Linked DNA regions of Homo sapiens: region 1 is linked to region 2. Evidence: read pairs that join two places in POLR2A ChIA-PET (ENCODE). Cell type or tissue: A673. All regions are shown on one strand.

Region 1 (5,000 bases), 110 kb before region 2:
GTAATTAGCATTATAATCCAGAATGCTCCTGGAGAAAATTACAAAGTCCAGCCTTAAGAAGAATGCTTTCACCTAAAAAATAGTTATATGGCTTTACTAATTCATGTTGATCAAAATCTGGGAAATGTGTATAGGAATGAATCTGAGCTTATTTGTAAAATGAGGAACAGTCATCATTTTTGATTTGGCCAATTTAATTGATATGGTTTCAGTATGCTTGCTGGATTCCCTGGGAGTGAGTTTAATTGTTTGTTTGGATGGATGCCTAAATCTGCAACCTGGAACTAAGGGTGGCCTACAGTTAAAAGAAAGGAAAAAGTTGAAATGACAGAAAACTCTTGGTCTAGTACAGAGAGAACACTGCAAAGACTTAGAGGTTAGAAGGTGGGAGTCCATTCACCGTGTGTTACTTCAGATAATTTCCTAACTTTATCCCCTGAGAAACACCAGAAGACACTCTTTACCAAGACTTTGAGAAAAACATTGTGTAATGAGAGCAGATGCTTAGTGATAATTTGCTTAGGGTTCAAGATGCTTATGAGAGATTGCACTTGAAGTAGGTTCCTGGTTTCAGTGAGTAGGAGGATTGCAGAGGAGCAGAAGCAAAGTAACAGTTGACCCTCAGTATCTACAGAGGACTGGGACCAAGGCTCCCTGCAGATCTCAAAATCTGGGGTTGCTGAAGTTCCTGACATAAAATAGTATAGTATTTGTGTCTAACATATGCACATCCTGCGATATACTTGAAAGGATCTCTAGATTACTTATAATACCTAATACAATGTAAATACTGTGAAAATAGTTGTTATGCTGTATTGTTTTTTAAAAAATCTGTATTATTTTTAATTTTATTGTTATTTCCCCTCAATATTTTCCATTGGTGGTTGTTTGACAATGAGAATGCAGAACCCACAGATACAGAGGGTTGACTGTAGTTCCATTTAAACTCCAGAATCAAAAGGCCAACCTGGCAAACAGAACTTCAGAAATATTTGACCTTAGTTAATATCATGTGATTCCTTGGGAAAAAGCAGATTTAAAATTGATACGAGTTTCCTAAATGATATGTACAATTGGTTGGGTATTTTGGGGTAGGAAGGAGCTTTATATTTGGTAAACTTAGACCAGACCTCAGAAATCATAATGTATATTTGCTATCCTAAACCTATATTGCTATCCCAATGCCTGAGTCAGTTCCTAGACCTAGTTCTCCTAGAATGAAATTAAGGGAGATAGTATTGTGATTGGACGCTGTAGTAATATCAAGGTGTATATTATGATATTTTCTCCAAGTCTATTTCAAAGATATATGGCACAACTTATCACTAGGAAAAGGAAAATATTCACATCTTTTGTGTATTAGTGTATACAACTCAATGCTACACTATTGCTCCAAAACCTGGAATACCACTATAGTCCATAGGTTAGTAGTTCATGGGTGTCAAATAACAAATAAATTTTTGGCTCAATAGACCCCAAAGTTATTCTGTTTCCCTTTCCTAATTATATAGTATATATTTGAAATTTAAGATTCTATATTTAAAATACACATACACACACACACACACTCACACACTTAGGTACTAGAAAAACCCCTACTAGATTTTGTGACCCATAAAGTAAAAGTTATTATGGTCCTATTATGTCCCCTAGAACTTCTTGTCCTTAATGAAATAGTAAATAAAAAGCAATATCCCATCCCTAGGGGAATCTTCCTCCAGAGAGAGATTAGTGCTACCATCAAAGACTTGAGAAAAGCAGGCGTGGTGATTCCTAATATAACTCTACTTATCTCTGTAGCTGCGGAAGTGAAGAAAATGAAGGACCTTGTAGAATGAGAGTGAGTTATCTTCAAAAGAAATAGATTTGACTTACACTGTAACTGCTGTTCCAGATGTGGTTTCTCTGCTGGAGAAACTCAGTGCATTCACTGGCACCTGGAATGCATCTGTGGATTTGAAAATGCTTTTCTTCTCTCTCTCAATAAATAAAAATATCAGCAGAAATTTGACTGAATGAAGAGGGGCAGCAATATACCTTTTCTGCCTTGCCTCATGGTTTTAACAGTGTCCTAATTCATTTCTAGGGCCCTTGACTATCGCTTAATTCCAAAGGATATCTTGCCAGTCTGCTACATGAATATTATCATATTGATAGCACCTAGAGAAAAAGAATGAATGGGTATCATAAATGCCTTGGCAAGACACATGCAGGGTATAGATTTGGAGATCAGTTCCACAAAAATGCACAGGCATACCACCTCAGTGAATTTTCTGGTGATCCATTGATCTGGAACCTCAAAGTGAAGGTTGATGAACATTTGTCACCTAACACTAAGGAGAAAAATGCTTAGTGGGGCTTTTTGTTTTTAGGAGCAAATTGTATCCCAAGTGAGAGTTCTACTCCCTCCCAATTATGTGAGCTTCCAAATATGAATGGAGCCCAGAACAAATTACTTTTCCCCAGTGATCTAGGTTTCAAGACAAATAGCTATGGTCCTTGGTCTTTATAAAGCACCAGGTTCAATAATGCTGGGGATATTTGTGGTCATTGAGGATGAAGTCCTAGTTTTGGGGACAAAACCACCTTCTTTAAACAAATAAACATGCCACTTCTAAGAACAAGTTCTTGGTTTGCTATTCATTTCTCGTGATGACTAAGTTTCTGATCATAAGAGCCATATAATCATGACACTTGAGTCAAATTTCCCATTATGATGGAGTTTTATATGATCTACCTATTTATAAAGTGAACACACAAACTATCCTCCATCATAAAATAGAAGTGGTTCAAATAGGGTTAGGATCAAGCAGGTCCTAAGGACACAAGACAAATAAGTAGCATCTGACTTTCTTACTCCTTAAAAACTGTATGTATTAACTAGCTATGAGCAAGTTTTCTATGACTTTTCATGATATGTGGCACCAGGAGAGTTGGTCCCTAAAAAAGGTAGAGAATAATTTTAAGTCTTGTATGTTGTTCCTCCACTTCATGGCAAAGTGTGTCTAGATGAAGGGATGTCTTAAAATCAGGATGTATTGTATGTATAGCAGTCCATGAGGAATGGCCAATGGCTTGTCCATGTGACCAGGGGGTTGAAGGTACAAGTTTGAAAAATTATAACAAGAGGGTTTAGGGATGAGGTATATACTTTTCAGAAAAATTGCAGTTTGAGATTATTTTGGAATGTTTACCTAAGATCATACCCACAGCAGAGGAGGCTCTTAGTAATCAGTGGTGGTTTTCTGGAAGTGTCTCTCCCTTATGTTAGTTACATAAATGCTTCAAGAGTCATGAAACAAGGTGAGATGTTCAAGATGGGCTTATAAACATGGACTTCCCCTTCACCAAGACTATTCAGGCCACTTCTACTAATGGGTGTCCAATTTGCCATCCAGTGAGTGATACAAAAATCCACATATATATTACACCTGAGATGACCAGTCAGGTGTCTGGTAGCAGGATAATAACTCTGAAATCCGTCTGAGATAGAGGTTGCAAATATTTCCACACTGGAATAGATACTTAACGTGAATTTGGATTTGTTGTCCTTGGCCATCAAGCATCTGCAAGCAGTACTATTAAGGGACTTCCTTATTGCTCTACCCTTGGTACAGATTTTCACATAACATTGTTTGTAATGAAAATGGTTAAGTGAAAAAAGGACAGGGGAAAGACTGCCATGTTTTGATTCATTATCCTTGGCATATTTGCCATAACTCAGAAGCGTCTATCATTATAGGATATTGGAAATGGCCTATTGAAGTTTCAGTTACAGTATTGGTATGACTTTAAAAGTTTTTTGCATCTTGTTCCAATAAGTTGGGGTCTGCTGGTTGGAGGTATTAATCCACAAGGAAGAATGTTTCCAGTAAGACAGACAACAATGTTTCCATTGAATTGGAAGCTCATATTGCCATCTGGCCATACTCAGCTTCTTATGACTCCAGGAAAAGAGGAAATGATATGGATTTTAGTGCTGGCTGGTGTAATTGATCCTAACCATGAAGGACAAAGTGGATTACTACTTTACAATGGAGCAGGAGAATTGTGGGTGGAACCCAGGTAGTCTCTCGGGATACCTTCTTATCCTACTATTTATAGTAGTAAAAGTAGATGGTAGAAAAGAATCACAAACTGGAAAGGCTGTCAGAGACTTGGAATCAACAACAATAAAGGCTGGGGTAACTCATTAGGTTAAATGTCAACACCTAACCGGTCAGCTGGGGCGCTGGTTGAAGGCAGAGCATGCAGAATGGACAAGAAAGGAGAAAAGTCATAAATATGAGTTACACTTTCACACGCTGCTATAGAAATTTGATTACTATCCTCTAGACTTTCTATTTTTACAGAGTGATGAATACATTTATATATCTTAGCTCCTAATTCATTTTCTTCTTCTTTTAGTACTGCATTTGGGGTATGCTACTAAACACTTGTTCATGAAAGCAGAATTTAAACATGGGATTGTGATTTTATAGGAAGAATGAACATCTTCCTGTTTGGACTTGGAGTTGTGTGAAATCACTGATAAGATGCTGAAGGGTCTCCATTTGGGGGAAAGAGTGAGTATGTTTATTGTTGCATAGGTGCATGATGTCCCAAGTATCCATTTCTTTTTTTCCTTTCTGGCAGGATAGATTTAGGAAGAGGCATTTATAACCATACCTCAAAGATATTGTGGGTTCAGTTCTAGACCACTACAATAAAGTGACTATCACAATAAAATGAGTCACATGAATTTTTTGCTTTCCAAGTGCACATAAAAATTATGTTTGCACTATACTGTAGTCTGTTAAGTGCGCAATAGCACTAGGTCTAAAAATGTACACACCTCAATCAAAAATAATTTATTGCTAAAACACACTAACAATCACCTGAGCCTTTAGTGAGCAGTAGTCTTTTTACTGGAGGAGGGTCTTACCTTGATGCATAGGGCTGCTGACTGATCAGGGTGGTGGCTGCTGAAGGTTAGGGTGGCTGTGGCTGTGGCAATTTTT
Region 2 (5,000 bases):
GAGACCCACAAAAATAAGCCTGATTGATTCTGACAAATGTACAAAAAAGAAATTCAATGAAAAAAAGGCAGCCATTCCAACAAATAGTGCCAGACGAATAGGACATACATAGGCCAAAAAGTAAGCTTCAACCAAAGACTTAAATCTTATACAAAAATTGAACTCAAAATGAATCATAAATTTTAATGTAAAATGAAAAACTATAAAAGTATTAGGAAAAAATAGGAGAAATTTTTGAATTCTAGGGCTAAGAGGTTGTACACATCATACCAAAAGTACAATCCATAACAGGAAAAATTAATAAATTGCACAACATCAAAATTAAAAACATTTTGCTCTGTGAAAAACCCTGTTGTGAATATGAAAAGATAATTTAAAGACTGGAAAACAATGTGTGCAAACCATATGTCTGATAAAGAACTAGTGTTTAGAAAATATAAAGAACTGTCTAAATTCTACGGTAGAAAACAAAACAAAGCAAAACAAAACAAAATTACCCAATTTGACTAGAAAATGGGCAATAGAAACAAAGAGATATTTCACTGAAGAGTAAATTCAGGTACAGATAAGCGCACAAAAGATGTTTAACACCACTTGCCATCAGGGAAATATAAATTAAAATCTCAGTGAAATATCATTACAAATTTATCAGAATGACTAAAATAAAAAATAGTGACAGCATCAAAAGTTAGCAAGGATGTGTTGAAACTGGATCATTCCTACATTGCTGGTGGGAAAGTAAAATGGTAGAGCAACTCTGTAAAATTGTTTGGCAGTTGCTTATCAAGATGCAACTGCCATACAACCACAGTAATTTCACTTTTGGGTATTTATACCAGAGAAATGAAACATGTTTACTCTAACTGTACCTGTATGTATAGTGCAGCTTTATTTATAATAGCCCCAAACTGGAAATAGTTCAGATGTATTTAAAGGGTGAATGATAAAAAAATGTGGTACATTCATACCAGGGAATATCAGTCAGAAATAAAAAGAAATGAAGTATGGATAATAATAATCTGAATCCTCAGGCTAAGTGAAAAAAAGCCAGTACCAAACATTACACACTATATCATTCCATTTATATAACATTCTTGAAATGACAAAATTATACAAAAATATAGCAGAGTAGCTTTTATTTGAGGTTAAGGAGAGGGTGAGAGCAGGACGAAAAGGGGTATGGCTATAAAAGGGGAACCTTAGGGACCTTTGTGGTGATTAAATGTTCTGTACCTTTACTGTATCAGTGTCTGGTTGTGATATTATAATATAGTGTATTAGTCCATTCTCACACTGCTAATAAAGACATATCTGAGACTAGGTAATTTATAAAGGAAAGAGGTTTAATTGACTCACAGTTCTGCAGGGCTTGGGAGGCCTCAGGAAACTTACAATTAATGATGGAAGGGGAAGCAAACATGTTCCTCTTCACATGGTGGCAGCAAGGAGAAGAGCAAAGCAAACGGAGGGGAGAGCCCCTTATGAAACCATCAGATCTTGTGAGAACTCACTCACTATCATAAGCACAGCAACATGGGGGCAACTGCCCCCAGGATTCCATTACCTCCCGCCAGGTCCCTCCCATGACATTTGGGGATTATGGGAACTACAGTGGGGACACAACCAAACCATATCATATAGTTTTGCAAGATGTTACCACTGGGGGAAACTGGTTAAAGGGCACACAGGATGTCTCTGTAATATCTTTTACAACTATATGTGAACCTATCATAATCTCAAAACAAATGTTTAATTAAAACATGAATGGCATTAAAAACTCATTTTGTACTTGAAGGAGGAACAATGCATTGTGGAATGAATTCATGTAATCACTAGGTGTGCCATTTACTCCTGACTCAGTGTTTTAAGCATCCCATTACTGTAAAGGCATTAGACACAGATAATTAATGAAATCAATCATAATTAATTCCTTCAGTGTTCCTACACTCATAGTATATATTTCCTGAAGAGTTTCAGTCCAATTTGACATTAATGGAGACGGAAAATAGTAAAAAGATTTTGAATTTATAGGATGATGTTACACATTATAAGGTTTTTTTTTGTCATCGAGAGGTACTTGTGGCTTTATAAAGCGAAAGTGGGAAGCTCCAATAGTTCATCAGGATCAGTCCATCATTATGATGGATTTTACATGAATCGAATAGGCATATAAAATAATAATATTTTACTATCTTGGTTTTTCTAAGTCTAGGCTGTAGCTAGATTTTTTTTTTTTTTTTTTTTGGCAACAGGGCATAATAATGGTACCGATGTGTTTAATTTTAAATTGAGGTATCAGTTAAATAGAGTGGAATGAAGAGTTCTGAAGTGTGTAGAGGATCGTTCTTGACAAATGTTCACTCCCATACAACCCACAGCCCTGTAGCACACGCTTACATCGCTCCAGATAGCTTCCTCATGCCTTCCTCAAAACACAGTCATTTATCTCTTATTTCTTTCACTATGACACCATTTCCTTTATGGAGTGTATAAAGCGTTATTTGTAAAAATCAGGTTAGGTGTTTTAGTGATCAAGTTGTAGAAGTTCTATATATCATATGGATATAAGCTATTATATTTGTCACATATAAGTACTGGTGTCATAGAGATGAGTAGCTATGCCTATATGTAATAAAACCATACAGTTTGTATGCTTTTTTGTCTGGATTTTTTGATCAGCATCATGCTTTCAAGATTCATTCATTAGTTATTTAGTTTATAGCTTAATAGTATCTTATCATAAGAATATAATGATTTAATCAATTCTGCTGATAAACATTTAAACAGTTTCTATTTTGGAGCTATTATAAATAAAGCTGCCACCAATATTATTGTACAAATCTTTTTGTGGATACATGGTACCATTTTCTTTTCTTGAGTAAGTATCTAAAATATAAATCTACATATCCAAGCTCCACAAACTCCAAGTAGAATAAATGTAAGAGATCCCAGACACATCGTAGTCAGGAAGTAAAATGAAAAAGACAAGAGGAAATGTATAAAGCAGCAAGAGACATGACTCATCACATACAAAGAGGTCCCAGAAGGTTAAAGAATGACTTCCGATCAAGAATAACAAAGGTTAGAAGGTAGTGGGATGACATGTTCAAAGAGCAGAAAGAAAAACGAAACTTAATAGAAAAATCTTCTACCTAGCAAGTCATCTTTAAAAAATGCTATTGAAAAACAATAGCCACAGATAAGCAAAAACTGAGAGAATTGATAGCAGACCCAACTAACAAGATATACTAAGGCAGTCACACTGAAAGCAAGTGACACTAGACAGCAATCTGAATACATATTTTAGACAAAAAAGAACCAGCAAAGATATGTGGGTATTTTATAAAGACATGTTAACTACATATTTATTCTATTTTATCCTCATAACTGATTAGCTGATTTAAAAGCCATCAAACTATACAGAGAGAGAGAGAGAGAGAGAGAGAGAGAGTACACTGTGATTGTTAATATTGAGTGCCAACTTGATTGGATTGAAGAATGCCAAGTATTGTTCCTGGGTGTGTCTGTGAGGGTGTTGCCAAAGGAGACTAACATTTGAGTCAGTGGGCTGGGAGAAGCCGACCCACCCTCAATCTGGGTGAGCACCATCTAATCAGCTGCCAGTGGGGCTGGAATAAAGCAAGCAGAAAACTTGGAAAGAGCAGATTTCTGAGTCTTCTGGCCTTTATCTTTCTCCTGTGCTGGATGCTTCCTGCCCTCGAACATCAGCCTCCAAGTTCTTCAGCTTTTGAACTCTTGGACTTATACCAGTGGTTTACCATGTGCTCTCAGGCCTCTGGCCACAGACTGCACCATCAGCTTCCACATTTTTGAGGTTTTGGGACTCAGACTGAGCCAACACTGGCTTCTTTGCTCCTCAACTTGCAGACAACCTACCATAGGATTTTACCTTGTGATTGTGTGAGTCAATTCTCCTTAATAAACTCCCTTCACATATACATATATCCTACTAGTTCTGTCTCTCTAGAGAACTCTGACCAATATATATACTATATATATATATAGTATTTTTGATCTTATAACATACAGAAATATATTTTACAATAATGGCACAAAGAAGTTGAGTGGGAATAAACCTGTATTGGAGAAACACAAGGACATCAGATAATAAGTCAAATTCACAGGAAGAAAGGATAAGAACCTGAAAGAAAAAAATGAGATCATAGTTAAGACAAACCTAAATATACATTCTCCTTTCTTCTCTCAACATCTTTAAAAGATATAACTTATCAAAAGTAATAACTAGAACAATGTAATTGTTGGATTAATTATACGTATAGAAACAAAATGTACAAAATAATGACAAAAGGGTAAGTGAGAATACAGATATGTAGGAATAAAGTTTCTGTATCTCACTGAAAATTAGTATTTGGAATAGATTCTGGTATGTATATTGTAAGTTCTAGAGAAATCACTAAGGAAATCTTAAAAATTTTGAAAAGAAAAGCTTTATATGAATTAAAATGACACATTAGAAAATACTCATTTAAGAAAAAACAGGCAAAAAGCAGAGATAAATGAGCAAGAACAAAAAATGAGGCATATAGACCTAGAAAAGCAAAATAACAGACAAATCACACCATATTAAGAATGGCATTAAAATGAATGATTTATACAAATAAATCAAAAGGTAGCAATTGCTAAAATTTATTTAAAACAAATAAAAATACCCAAGTATGTACTTTCTTCAAGAGTTCCAAATTCTATTGAAAGATACAAATATGTTGGATGTAAAGAATGCAGAAATATATTATCATGAAAACAGTAACTATAAACAAGCTGGAATGGCTATGCTGATATTGGACAAAAATGAACTTGATATGAAGAAGAAGACAGAAAATATCATTAGAGATAAAGAATAAAAGTTTTAGGTATCAGAAATATATAAAAATTATAAATTAACAACTGAATTCCCAAATATGTAATGTAAAACTCTCAAAATTGACGAGAAGATAGGGAACTCAGAAATAATGGTTATA

The links. Peaks named below come from ENCODE experiments on the same cell type or tissue, not always from the same donor. Only the 100,000 strongest peaks of a DNase experiment are listed, where the experiment ranks them.
Region 1: POLR2A ChIA-PET joins it to region 2 with 6 read pairs; 2 of 35 experiments call an interaction of 5 or more read pairs at or near these places.

What each region holds. Positions count from the first base shown.
Region 1 is chr15:96,924,271-96,929,270 of GRCh38, forward strand. No RefSeq gene overlaps it. Among named protein-coding and RNA genes, the nearest start is that of SPATA8, 140 kb to the left of the region's middle. In A673, no CTCF peak of the experiment used is centred here; no DNase peak of the experiment used is centred here.
Region 2 is chr15:97,033,463-97,038,462 of GRCh38, forward strand. No RefSeq gene overlaps it. Among named protein-coding and RNA genes, the nearest start is that of LINC02253, 200 kb to the right of the region's middle. In A673, no CTCF peak of the experiment used is centred here; a DNase peak (open chromatin) is centred at 3,029.